Linked DNA regions of Homo sapiens: region 2 is linked to region 1. A link is an interaction called in ENCODE POLR2A ChIA-PET data of the cell type or tissue named here. Cell type or tissue: HepG2. All regions are shown on one strand. Links, peaks and the distances in the headings refer to the core of each region. The heading gives the core; the rest is flanking DNA. Region 1 overlaps QSER1 (glutamine and serine rich 1). Region 2 overlaps DEPDC7 (DEP domain containing 7).

Region 1 (5,386 bases), core at 138-5,137:
ACTTCAGATCAGTCTAACTCTTAATATTATGTAATTTTGCTTTGAAATGCAAATTGCTAAGGCTGGGCATGGATTACACCTGTAATCCCAGCACTTTGGGAGGCAGAGGCAGGCAGATCACTTGAAGTCAGGAGTTCAAGACCAGCCTGGCCAACATGGTGAAATCCTGTCTCTACTAAAAATACAAAAATTAGCCAGGCCATCCCAGCCACTCCAGAGACTGAGGCAGGAGAGGAGGAGGTTGCAGTGGGCGGAGATCGCGCCACTGCACTTCAGCCTAGGAGACAGAGCGAGAGTCTGTCTCAAAAAAAAAAAAAAAAAAAAAAAAGCAAATTGCTTTATATGACAATTATCAAAATTAATAACTAATAACAGAATTAGAAATCTTGTTAGAGAACTGGTTTGACATTTCAACAGTGATTAGCCAAACCTGGTAATTTTTAAGATTTAGTAAATCTTTAGAAAACACCTATCTAAAAATGTTCCCTTGTCTCCACAAAATATAGTATTTCACAAGAGAATATTTCATTTATTTAAAGGCAGCAGTTAAGCAGAAAACACTGGGCTAGGGCTGGGTGCCGTGGCTCATGCCTATTAATCCCAGCACTTTGGGAGGCGGAAGTAGGCGGATCACTTGAAGTCAGGAGTTCGAGACCAGCCTGACCAACATGGTGAAACCCTGTCTCTACTGAAAACACAAAAATTAGCCAGATGTGGTGGTGCATGCTTGTGGACCCAGCTACTTGGGAGGCTGAGGCAGGAGAATCTCTTGAACTCAGGAGGTGGAGATGGCAGTGGGCTGAGATCACACCACTAGACTCCAGCCTCGGCGAAAGAACAAGACTCCATCTCAAAAACAAAAACGAACAAACAAAAACTGGACTAGGAGTCAGGAGACCAAATTCTTAGTACTGGATTTCTTACTAGCTTCTAAATTTTTTTTCTTCCTGCGAATACATGGCAGTGAAGAATACATGACTACTATGATAGTTTTGTGTCATTTAATTTTGAATGCAATCTAATGGCCTCAGTTTTCACCTAATTGAAATGAAGTCAATACTCACTTTTACATGGAGTTCACATAAAACAGGGATGTGAACAAGTTATACAAATGTATAATATTGTTACCATCAATTAAAAAATGTTCCCTAAGGTAGATATAACCAAATGATTCTTGATGTGATATTATACTTTGAATAAGAAAGGCTACGGAGTAATCATTCTGTGATTCTCTCCCATGTGCACGTTAATAAATTTGCATGCCTTTTCTCCAACTGAAATAAAAAGCTCGGCCGGGTGCAGTGGCTCACGCCTGTAATCCCAACACTTTGGGAGGCCAAGGTGGGCGGATCATCTGAGGTCAGGAGTTCGAGACCAGACTGGCCAACATGGTAAAATCCTGTCTCTACTAAAAATACCAAAATTAGCCAGGTGTGGTGGTGGGCACCTGTAGTCCCAGCTACTCAGGAGGCTGAGGCACAAGAACTGCTTGAACTCAGGAGGCAGAGGTTGCAGCGAGCCAAGGTTGTGCCACTGCAATGTAGCCTGGATGACAGAGCTAGACTCTGTCTCAAAAAAAAAAAAAAAAGAAAAGAAAAGAAAAAAAGCTAGAAATTTTTAAACTACCAAGTTAGCTTCTATGAAAAATTATCTGAGTTGAGTTTAGATTAGCTTTTTCTATATTTCTGATAACACCAAAACCAACTTATATTGCCAAGATATATTAACATATAGAATTATATACATTTCCTACCCTTATAAAAATCAGCGTTTCCTCTGATATTGAATAAATGAGGCAAGTACGGTGAATTTTGATAACTGTGCTAAGGAAAAGCTAATTTTAATTACAGACAAAATGTAAAAATTTTGAAAAGCGTTAAAAGAACATTTGGAAATTATTTTATAGAAGATATAATAGATAACTATAAATGCCTAAAAAATAAATTTAAGTGGAGAAAAGCAAGTGATTAACACTAAGCAGACAAACTAAATGGACTTACAATGAATAAAAGCCAAATTTTCATTAGGTGAAAAATGTTGTAAGTGAATAATTTTCATAAATTTCCTTCCTATTATACTTAAGACTATGACTGCCATTGAGTTTTGCTAATAAGTCATCAGAAGGAAATACCTTGAATGATTGATCCAAATGAAGATTCAAAAGAAGTCTCTTTCGGTTATCATTTAGCATGCCATCTATTTTTTTCATATGAGGTAAAAGTAGCTCATCTGAAACAACATTATAATTTAACAGGATAAACTATCAATAAATATTTTTGAAAAAAATCCAACTTTTTCTCAAAACATTTATATATTAAAATACACTAAATTCATTGGCATATGTAAAATACTGATTGCAAAAAAATTGGACATGAAGCTTTCTGAACAAAGGTTAACTTGAAAAGTAGGTTTATAGTAGCAAGTGAGAAAGAGGCAGCTCAGTATGATGATGGGATGAGCACTACATGAGGATCCAAAGTTCTAAGTTTTAGCTGAACTACAACTGCTGGATAAACTAGAACTGGATTTTAACTGAATAGAACTGATATGTGGCAGCTATGTGACGAATAGGCAAGCTGCCTAATTCCTCCAGACCTCATTTACCCTCTGAACAATCTGAACAATTACAAAATACAAACTGATCTAACAAAACACTGAGTATGACCAAGGGATATTAAGTCACTTTAACTTGAAGCAAAGAAAAAGTAGGGGAAGAAAAATGATCAAAACCCAGTACCAAAAATATGAATCAAAATAGTTATTTTAGAAAAAGAGGGGAGAGTAAAATTATGACAAAGATTCCTATTCAAAGCTTTTGGCTTTCAGTGTCACCACTCTGAACTTTAAGCTCCATTAAGAAAAGTACTTTTAGAATATAATTAGTTTTGGTGTAGCATTAAACATTTTAGATTATTAGATTCTTTCTTAATTTACCAGCATAGTACTTTATTATATTTTATAATACTAACTGCCTCTAATAACCTTCTGAAAAAAAACAACAACCCAGAATCCAGGTCACAAGTTTCACAGCTAAGTAAAATGATTGTTTACATAGTCTTTCTATTAGTGATTCAATCTGTTCTAATACTGTATTTACATTCTACAAAAGTAAGTTTTAAACATTTGTGATTTAAAAATAATCTTAAAAAATTTTCTCCCCTTAGAGAAAAATCAGAAAACACTGATAAGCAATTTTTAAAAATCTTTCAAAATACAACTATACAGAAATGACTACTACAAAGAGAAGCATATTTTATGATGCAAGGAATATAACATTTAATAGCAAAAATGCTGACCTGGGATTAGCTGAGTTTTAATCATGGTTCTTCAACCTCTAACCTGTTCTTTAACTTTAATCTCTTTTGAACTTTAGTTTACAAAATAAATGTTTCAGACTAGGTAATATCTAAAGTCCCTTCCAGCTCCTAATTACTTGAAAATGACTGATATACAGGTTACTGTCTCTGATTAGGTGGTAAGAAAAGCACTAGACCAGAAATTAGAAGACTTTAATTTTAATCCTTTCTCTGCCAGTTTCAAGTTTGTGGGCCCTTAAGCAAGTCACTTAACCTCTCTGAACCTGTCTTAATCCACAAAATGGCTGTCTAAGTTGTTTTAAGGTTAAATTAGAATATATGTCTAAGTATGTGAACATAATAAAACAGTATATAGTCATGCACTGCATAATGACATTTTTGACAATGACAGACCACATATACAATGGTGGTTCCATAAGACTATAATGCCATATTCTTACTGTACCTTTTATTTTCTTCTTTAAAAAAAACTTTTTAAAAATTTCAATAGCTTTAGGGGTACAGGTGGTTTGGGTTACATGGATGAGCTGTATAGTGGTGAAGTCTGGGATTTTAGTGCATCCATCACCCAAGTAGTGTACATTGTACCCCATAAGTAGTTTTTCATCCCTTACCCCTTTCTCACCCTCTCCCCTTCTGAGTCTCCAATGTCCATTATACCACGCTGCCTTTGTGTACCTATAGCTTAGCTCCCACTTATAAGTGAGAACATGTGATATTTGGTTCTCCATTCCTGAGTTACTTCAGTTAGAATAATGACCTCCAGTTCCACCCAAGTTGCTGCAAAAGACATTATTTTGCTCTTTTTTATGGCTGAATAGTATTCACTATATTTTCTTTATTCACTCATCGGCTGATGGGCACTTTCCATATCTTTACAGTTGTGAACTGTGCTGCAATAAACACATGTGCAGGTGTCTCTTGGGTATTATTTATTTTCCTTTATGTAGATACTCAGTACTGGGACTGCTGGTGAGAATGTAAATTAGTGCAACTGCTATGGAAAACAGTATGGAGATTTCTCAAATAACTAAAAGGAATAATATTAATTGGTATAACCCAGTGCATTTACTGGTTTAATACTAATTTTAACTGATTAGAAAATAATTGCTATGATGTATCTTTTACAAAAGATACAAGTATATGATTTTAATCTTTATGCCACTTTTATCTGGTTCATCTTTCCAATTATTGGAAAATAAAATATACTGACATACAGACCTTTCATGTAATACTAACACTTAGTAAACTATTTATGAGGATGATTAGATTCTAGAATTGGAAGAAACTGGTTAGAAGCTATACAATTTTCCCATGAGTAGAAAGCAATAAAAGTTCAAATATTCAGAGAATGCATGAAAAGATATGACCATTTTATGGAATTAAGATGCTATATATTTAACTGACAATTTATAGGTATATATTACACAAGTCACATATAAACATATAACTAACAGACAAGATTTCTTTTTTTAATTCCAGGAAGTACTACCAAGGAAGTACTACTTAGAAGACTGTACCATTGCTCTTCTCTAAGGCTTGCATTGTGTCAGGGTCCAAGGCAATGCTAACAAGCAATTCCATGTAGCTCTTAAAGGTTTCCTTCATTGCTCTTGTGTTCAAAAAGCGAGTGACAAAGGGAGCGGGAGGTTCAAATTCTGGGAGGGAGAAAGGGTTAAATATTAAATTTTCCTTCCTGACAATTTTAAAAACACTTTTCTCTATAACGAGACCCTAGAAGCAGATTGCAGATACAATTTCTTCAAATTCAAGACTTTCTCACCTTACCTTTAAAAGGTCTGAGGTTCTCAAAGCTGGTTTGCACATGACAATGACTGAAGAGCTTTGTTAACAATAGAACAAAAACCAGATTGCTGGACTTCCTAAAACAGAATCTTTGGTAGTGGTGGTGGTCGTGGTAGGGTGATGAAGCTTAAGTATTATGCTCTTAAAAAGCTTCCTAGGTGATTCGTGTGTGTGTGTGTGTGTGTGTGTGTGTGTGTGTGTGTGTGTTTTGAGACAGAGTTTCACTCTTGTTGCCCAGGCTGGAGTACAATGGCGCCATCTTG
Region 2 (5,386 bases), core at 68-5,067, 66 kb before region 1:
ACCAATTTTCACTTGGTTAGGAGCAAGTGAATGAATATACTCAAGTTCCACCTGGAGAGGATACTGCAACAATACCAAAATCACTGATTTAATTTGGGATATTTCACTTGTAATCTTTTAATGTTTTGTACTGTTTCAATATTCAAAAAATACATATAGACACATTCCATTTTGATCTTTGGCTGCAAGGACTGGAAATTCAAATTACGTTAAGGTAAAGGGAGTTCACTGCAAGGACATAGGACTTGGAGGGAGAAAGGTGGCAGCCACTCTAGAGGTCGGCTACTGCTCCTGTACACACAGGATCCCTCTTGTCACATCTCTGCTTGCTGTAGTCCATTCCACTCTTTATGCTACAGGCTGGTTTCTGTACTTTCTTAATTGACGCGCCTCATAATTTAAATTTACCTATATAGAATTTGATTGGCCAAACTGATTTTTGAACAAAGTTAGTCTCATTAGCCTCCAGGGAAGCTGCCCTTGGATCAGGTGCTCAACCTTGGTCTACTCTGCTAGGATGATGGCAAGACTTACGGTCAACTAGGCATTAGGTGTCTATGTGGGAATGGGTCCCCAAGAAGGCGTCATGGGTGAATGAATGAGAGCACACAGCAAAAGATAATCAACAGTTCTAGTGACTGAGGAGGGTTGCCCAAGGCTTTCAAGGTAGCACTGGACCTGTAGTTTAAAACCTTGACAATGGTTGCAGTAAACATGATCGATTTTTCTTTTTATCCTCCTTATAAGGCCTAAGGTAAATTGATTTTACTAGTATATTTTCCCTGAAATTATCATTCTATTAGAATGTTGCTTCTCCTAGAAGCATGAATGTAACTAAGCAGTTCTGCCTTCCCCTGAAGGTTGTCAAATAAATATGCTATTCAATTATGTGCAAAATAAAGGTTACAAATCAGATAGCACACGGTTGCTCTGCCCACCGTGCTGATCTCACCACAGTTCCAGTAGCTTGTTTCTGAAAACTTCCTCTCACATTTAAATCATAAACTTATCTTCTTTTTCCCCTCACTGTAAAGAGAGCTGCCTTCCCCTTTTTTTTTTTTTTTTTTTTTTTTTTTTTTTTTTTTTTTTAAGAGGGAGTCTTGTTTTGTCGCCCAGGCTGGAGTGCAATGGCACGATCTCGGCTCACTGCAACCTCCGCCTCCTAGGTTCAAGAGATTCTCCTGCCTCAGCCTCCCGAGTAGCTGGGATTACAGGCACCCGCTACCACGCCCAGCTAATTTTTGTATTTTTGGCAGAGACGGGTTTTCACCATGTTGGTCAGGCTGGTCTCAAATTCCTGACCTCAGATGATCCACCTGCCTCGGCCTCTGAAAGTGCTGGGATTACAGGCGTGAGCCACCACGCCCAGCCCTTCCATTCTTACCTATCCAAAAAAACGGAGTTATTCCCTGAGTTATTAGAACTGGTATCATAGGTATTTTATAGATATTAGTCCTCAACCTTTATCTACTTAGACTAGGCACTATCAGTTATACCTAAGGGGGAAAAAAAAACATTACTGACATACTAACATATTGGTGCATCATTTCAGTTTTCCCTACCTCTCATTAAAGTCAGTTAAAAGACAAAATTCAGTATTTAATCTTTTGGCTCTATTACTATTAGGATGAACAACTTCAAACTGTATTATATTGCTTGTCTATTTATCAAATACAGTTGACCCTTGAACAATGTGGGGGTTATGGGCATCAATCCCCCTGCACAATCAAAATTCTACATATAAGTTTTGACTCCTCTAAAACTTATTAGACTACTGTTGGCCAGAAGTCTTACCAATAACAGTCAATTAACACACATTTCGTATGTTACATTATATATAGAGTGTTTTTTGTTTTTTGTTTTTTGTTTGAGACATGATCTCGCTCTTTCACCCAGGCTGAAGTGCAGTGGCATAATCATGGTTCAATGCTGTTTCAACTTCCCAGGCTCAAATGGATCCTCCCACCTCAACCTCCCAAGGAGCTGTACCACAGGTGCATGCTACCATGCCTAGCTAATTTCTTTTTTTGGGGTGGGGTGTTAGAGACAGGGTCTCTCTACATTGCCCAGGCTGGTCTCAAGCAATCATCTCGGCTTCCCAAAGTACTGGGATTACCGTTATGAGCCACCGTGTCTGCTCTAAATACTGTATTCCTACCTTAAAGTAAGCTAGAGAAAAGAAAATGTTATTAAGAAAGTCACAAGGAAGAGAATATATACTATTCAAAGTGAAAGTGGATCATCCTAAAGGTCTTCATCCTTGTCATCTTCACATTGAATAGGTAGAGGAGGAGGAAGGCTGGTCTTGCTGTCTCAGGGGTCACAGAGGTGGAGGAGGTGGAAGGAGAGGAAGGAGAGGCAGGAGAGGCAAGCACACTTTGTATAACTTCTGTTTTTAAAAATCCAAGTGGACCTGCGCAGTTCAAACTTGTGGTGTTTAAAGGTCACCTGTGTATCTTCACAGTGCACTCATTCCAAATAATGATTAACTTGGTTAAAAAGGTATTAAAAACTTTAGCTCTAATGCCCAATTTACAAGAACTATAGGATACAAAGGAACATGATAAAGGACAGCCCAGACTTGTCATCAGAAAAATTCAGACTGAGGAAAACTCAAGAACAACTGACCAAGTTTATTTAACAATAGAGACATACACACAGACAAAAAGACAGAGAGGGGAAAGGTGGAAGGAGAAAGGAGTACTTACATTTTTATTTATTTATTTATTTTTTTGAGACAGAGTCTTGCTCTGTCACCAGGCTGGAGTACAGTGGTGCGATCTCGGCTCACTGCAACTTCTGTCTCCTGGGTTCAAGGGATTCTCCTGCCTCAGCCTCCTGAGTAGCTGGGACTACAGGCGCGTGCCCCCACGCCCAACTAATTTTTGTATTTTTAGTAGAGACGGGGTTTCACCATGTTGGCCAGGATGGTCTCGATCTCTTGACCTCGTGATCCGCCCATCTCAGCCTCCCAAAGTGCAGGGATTACAGGCATGAGCCACCGTGCCTGGCCAAACTTACATTTTTTTTTTTTTTTTTTTTTTTTTTTTTTGTGAGACAGAGTCTCACTCTGTCGCCCAGGCTGGAGTGCAGTGGTGCATCTCAGCTCACTGCAAGCTCCGCCTCCCGGGTTCACGCCATTCTCCTGCCTCAGCCTCCCGAGTAGCTGGGACTACAAGTGCCTGCCACCACGCCCAGCTAATTTTTTTGTATTTTTTTTTTGTAAAGAGGGGGTTTCACCGTGTTAGCCAGGATGGTCTCGATCTCCTGACCTCGTGATCCGCCTGCCTCGGCCTCCCAAAGTGCTGGGATTACAGAACTTACAGATTTTTAAAGAGAGACTTAAACACACTAACCAATTGCAATTTATGGACATTATTTGAATCTCCATTTGAATAAACTGTCAAAATCATTTGAGATCATCATAAGATTTCAACACTAACTGCAAACCTGATTGATATTAAGGAGTTGTAGGTTTATGTGAAGGACAATGGTTTCATGTTTTTTTTTTAACGTTCCTTTTTGTCATACACACTGACATTTTATAGAGGAAATGATATGATATCTGAAATTTGCTGGGATGAGTGAGGAGTGAGGGAGGGTACAGATTAAACAAGATTGGCCATGAGTTGGCAGTTGGCAGTATTAGTTAATGGGTACAAGCAAGAGTTCATTACTCTATTGTCTCCACTTTCATGTATGTTTGAAATTTTCCACAATAAGCTTAAAAAATTTTGTTTTCGGAAGCATTAGGACAGTCTGATTTCTGATTTGTCTACAACTTAAGGTAATCAGCAAATTCTTTTTATTATAACCTAAGTTTCTATCTTGCATCTTTAAGGAGTACCTTTCAAAACACAAACCCCACTCCTATTAACATGTAATTATCGTTTTCTTTACTGTTTAATGCTTTCTTATATAAATACTGCAATGTCATCTAAATCTCTATTATGTTCTATAAAGCACTGAGCACAGTAATTATAAATCAACTCAAGTACTTAACAGCAATACACCATATGACTAATAGCTTCTGACACACGAAGTTATACAAAAAAATTTTTATTAAGTACAGTTTCAAATTTAGAGCTTCCACGCTTACAAATGTGATTGGATATTTAGGATACATAATTTATTCTTAAAATACACAACTTATATACAGATATTAAAAACTCAGTCTCCAAAATGCTCAATAAAGATGTCTGGGTGACACTTATAGAATTGACCTAGCAATTTTTTCTTCTCTTTGGCAGAAAGTTTTGAATCCTCATCAAGAGTTTTTAGTAAATTCAACAGCTCATCTTTGGTTGTCTTCTCTGTATTGTTGGAATAGTCACGTTGATCAATTCTCTGGCAATAAATATATCCTTAAAGTTTAAAAGTAAAAAGTTCAGTTAATGACTCAATTCCTCATATTTAAGCAGAAAAATCAAGCAATATTCTTGTCTTTATGTTTTTCTTCCCCATTTTGTAATATGCACTGAAGATGGTAAGCACTGCTGACTTTCTAACACTTGTAAAGTTGCTTTGTATGAATAACTCTGAGGAGAATGTTTTAAATTTGGTTGAAATTAAAGTCCAACTACTTATAGCAAAACATTTTCAAAAAACACCTGAAATTTGTCTTTGGAAGATCATGAAAATAATATTTCTCAGATTACCTGCATCTCTATTTGGATCTCTTCCGTTCTGTATGGCCATAAGCTTAACACTTACAATTTTATGTAGAGTTCCAGGAATCTTAAGAAAAAGAAGGGACATGGGACATTATTCAAATGCATTTTAATCTAGTGATCTATTACATAAGCTCAATTTAACTACTTTCACAATTTTACCTTAAAAACATCTTTCTGATGATCCATTAAAAAGAGTACCAGAAGATCTGTTTTGCCTTTGGATAAATTTTTATTGTCAACAATAGCTTTTGAGAATATCCTTTTCACAACCATTCGGTTGTCACTCTATAAAAATAAAACAAATATATCCAATAGTATATATTTAAGAGACAAGTTTAATATAAAAGGGAATATTAAATATTAATAGCTATTATACATTTCAGCATACTTGATGCTGAAGATGGAATAATCTAATACTTAACCTGTAAGTATTAAGGATATTAAATACAACTAACAGTTAAACAAAAGACTTACTTCTTTCTGTAATTTAAACTCAGAAGGATTTGCTGCAACAGCCATGAAATACAGTAGTCTTCTAAATTCTTCTCTATTTTGGAAATCTAAAAGCTTTAGAAGGAGCTGGGTAGCTTCTAAAGCTATTTCCGTCTTCCCATTCACTTTAGCCAAAAGAAAAAAACTGCTTTTAATTGACCAAATATGACTATATTAAAGGGAACAAAACTCAAGTTACAGTTTGAGTTAAAAAGTGCACT

The links. ChIA-PET counts read pairs that join two places held together with the same protein. Peaks named below come from ENCODE experiments on the same cell type or tissue, not always from the same donor. Only the 100,000 strongest peaks of a DNase experiment are listed, where the experiment ranks them.
Region 2: POLR2A ChIA-PET joins it to region 1 with 11 read pairs; 10 of 35 experiments call an interaction of 5 or more read pairs at or near these places.

The regions. Positions count from the first base shown.
Region 1 is chr11:32,965,889-32,971,274 of GRCh38, reverse strand. It overlaps QSER1 (glutamine and serine rich 1), which reads right to left. Exons shown (of 13, transcript NM_001076786.3): 9 at 4,838-4,975; 10 at 2,132-2,229. The region is part of intron 2 of LOC105376615 (a long non-coding RNA gene); the gene reads left to right. Among named protein-coding and RNA genes, the nearest start is that of DEPDC7, 47 kb to the left of the region's middle. In HepG2, for the core only: no CTCF peak of the experiment used is centred there; no DNase peak of the experiment used is centred there.
Region 2 is chr11:33,032,240-33,037,625 of GRCh38, reverse strand. It overlaps DEPDC7 (DEP domain containing 7), which reads right to left. Exons shown (of 9, transcript NM_001077242.2): 6 at 5,148-5,290; 7 at 4,833-4,958; 8 at 4,659-4,737; 9 at 4,044-4,364. The coding sequence ends at 4,171. Among named protein-coding and RNA genes, the nearest start is that of TCP11L1, 4.6 kb to the left of the region's middle. In HepG2, for the core only: no CTCF peak of the experiment used is centred there; a DNase peak (open chromatin) is centred at 2,425; H3K4me3 peaks cover 405 bases.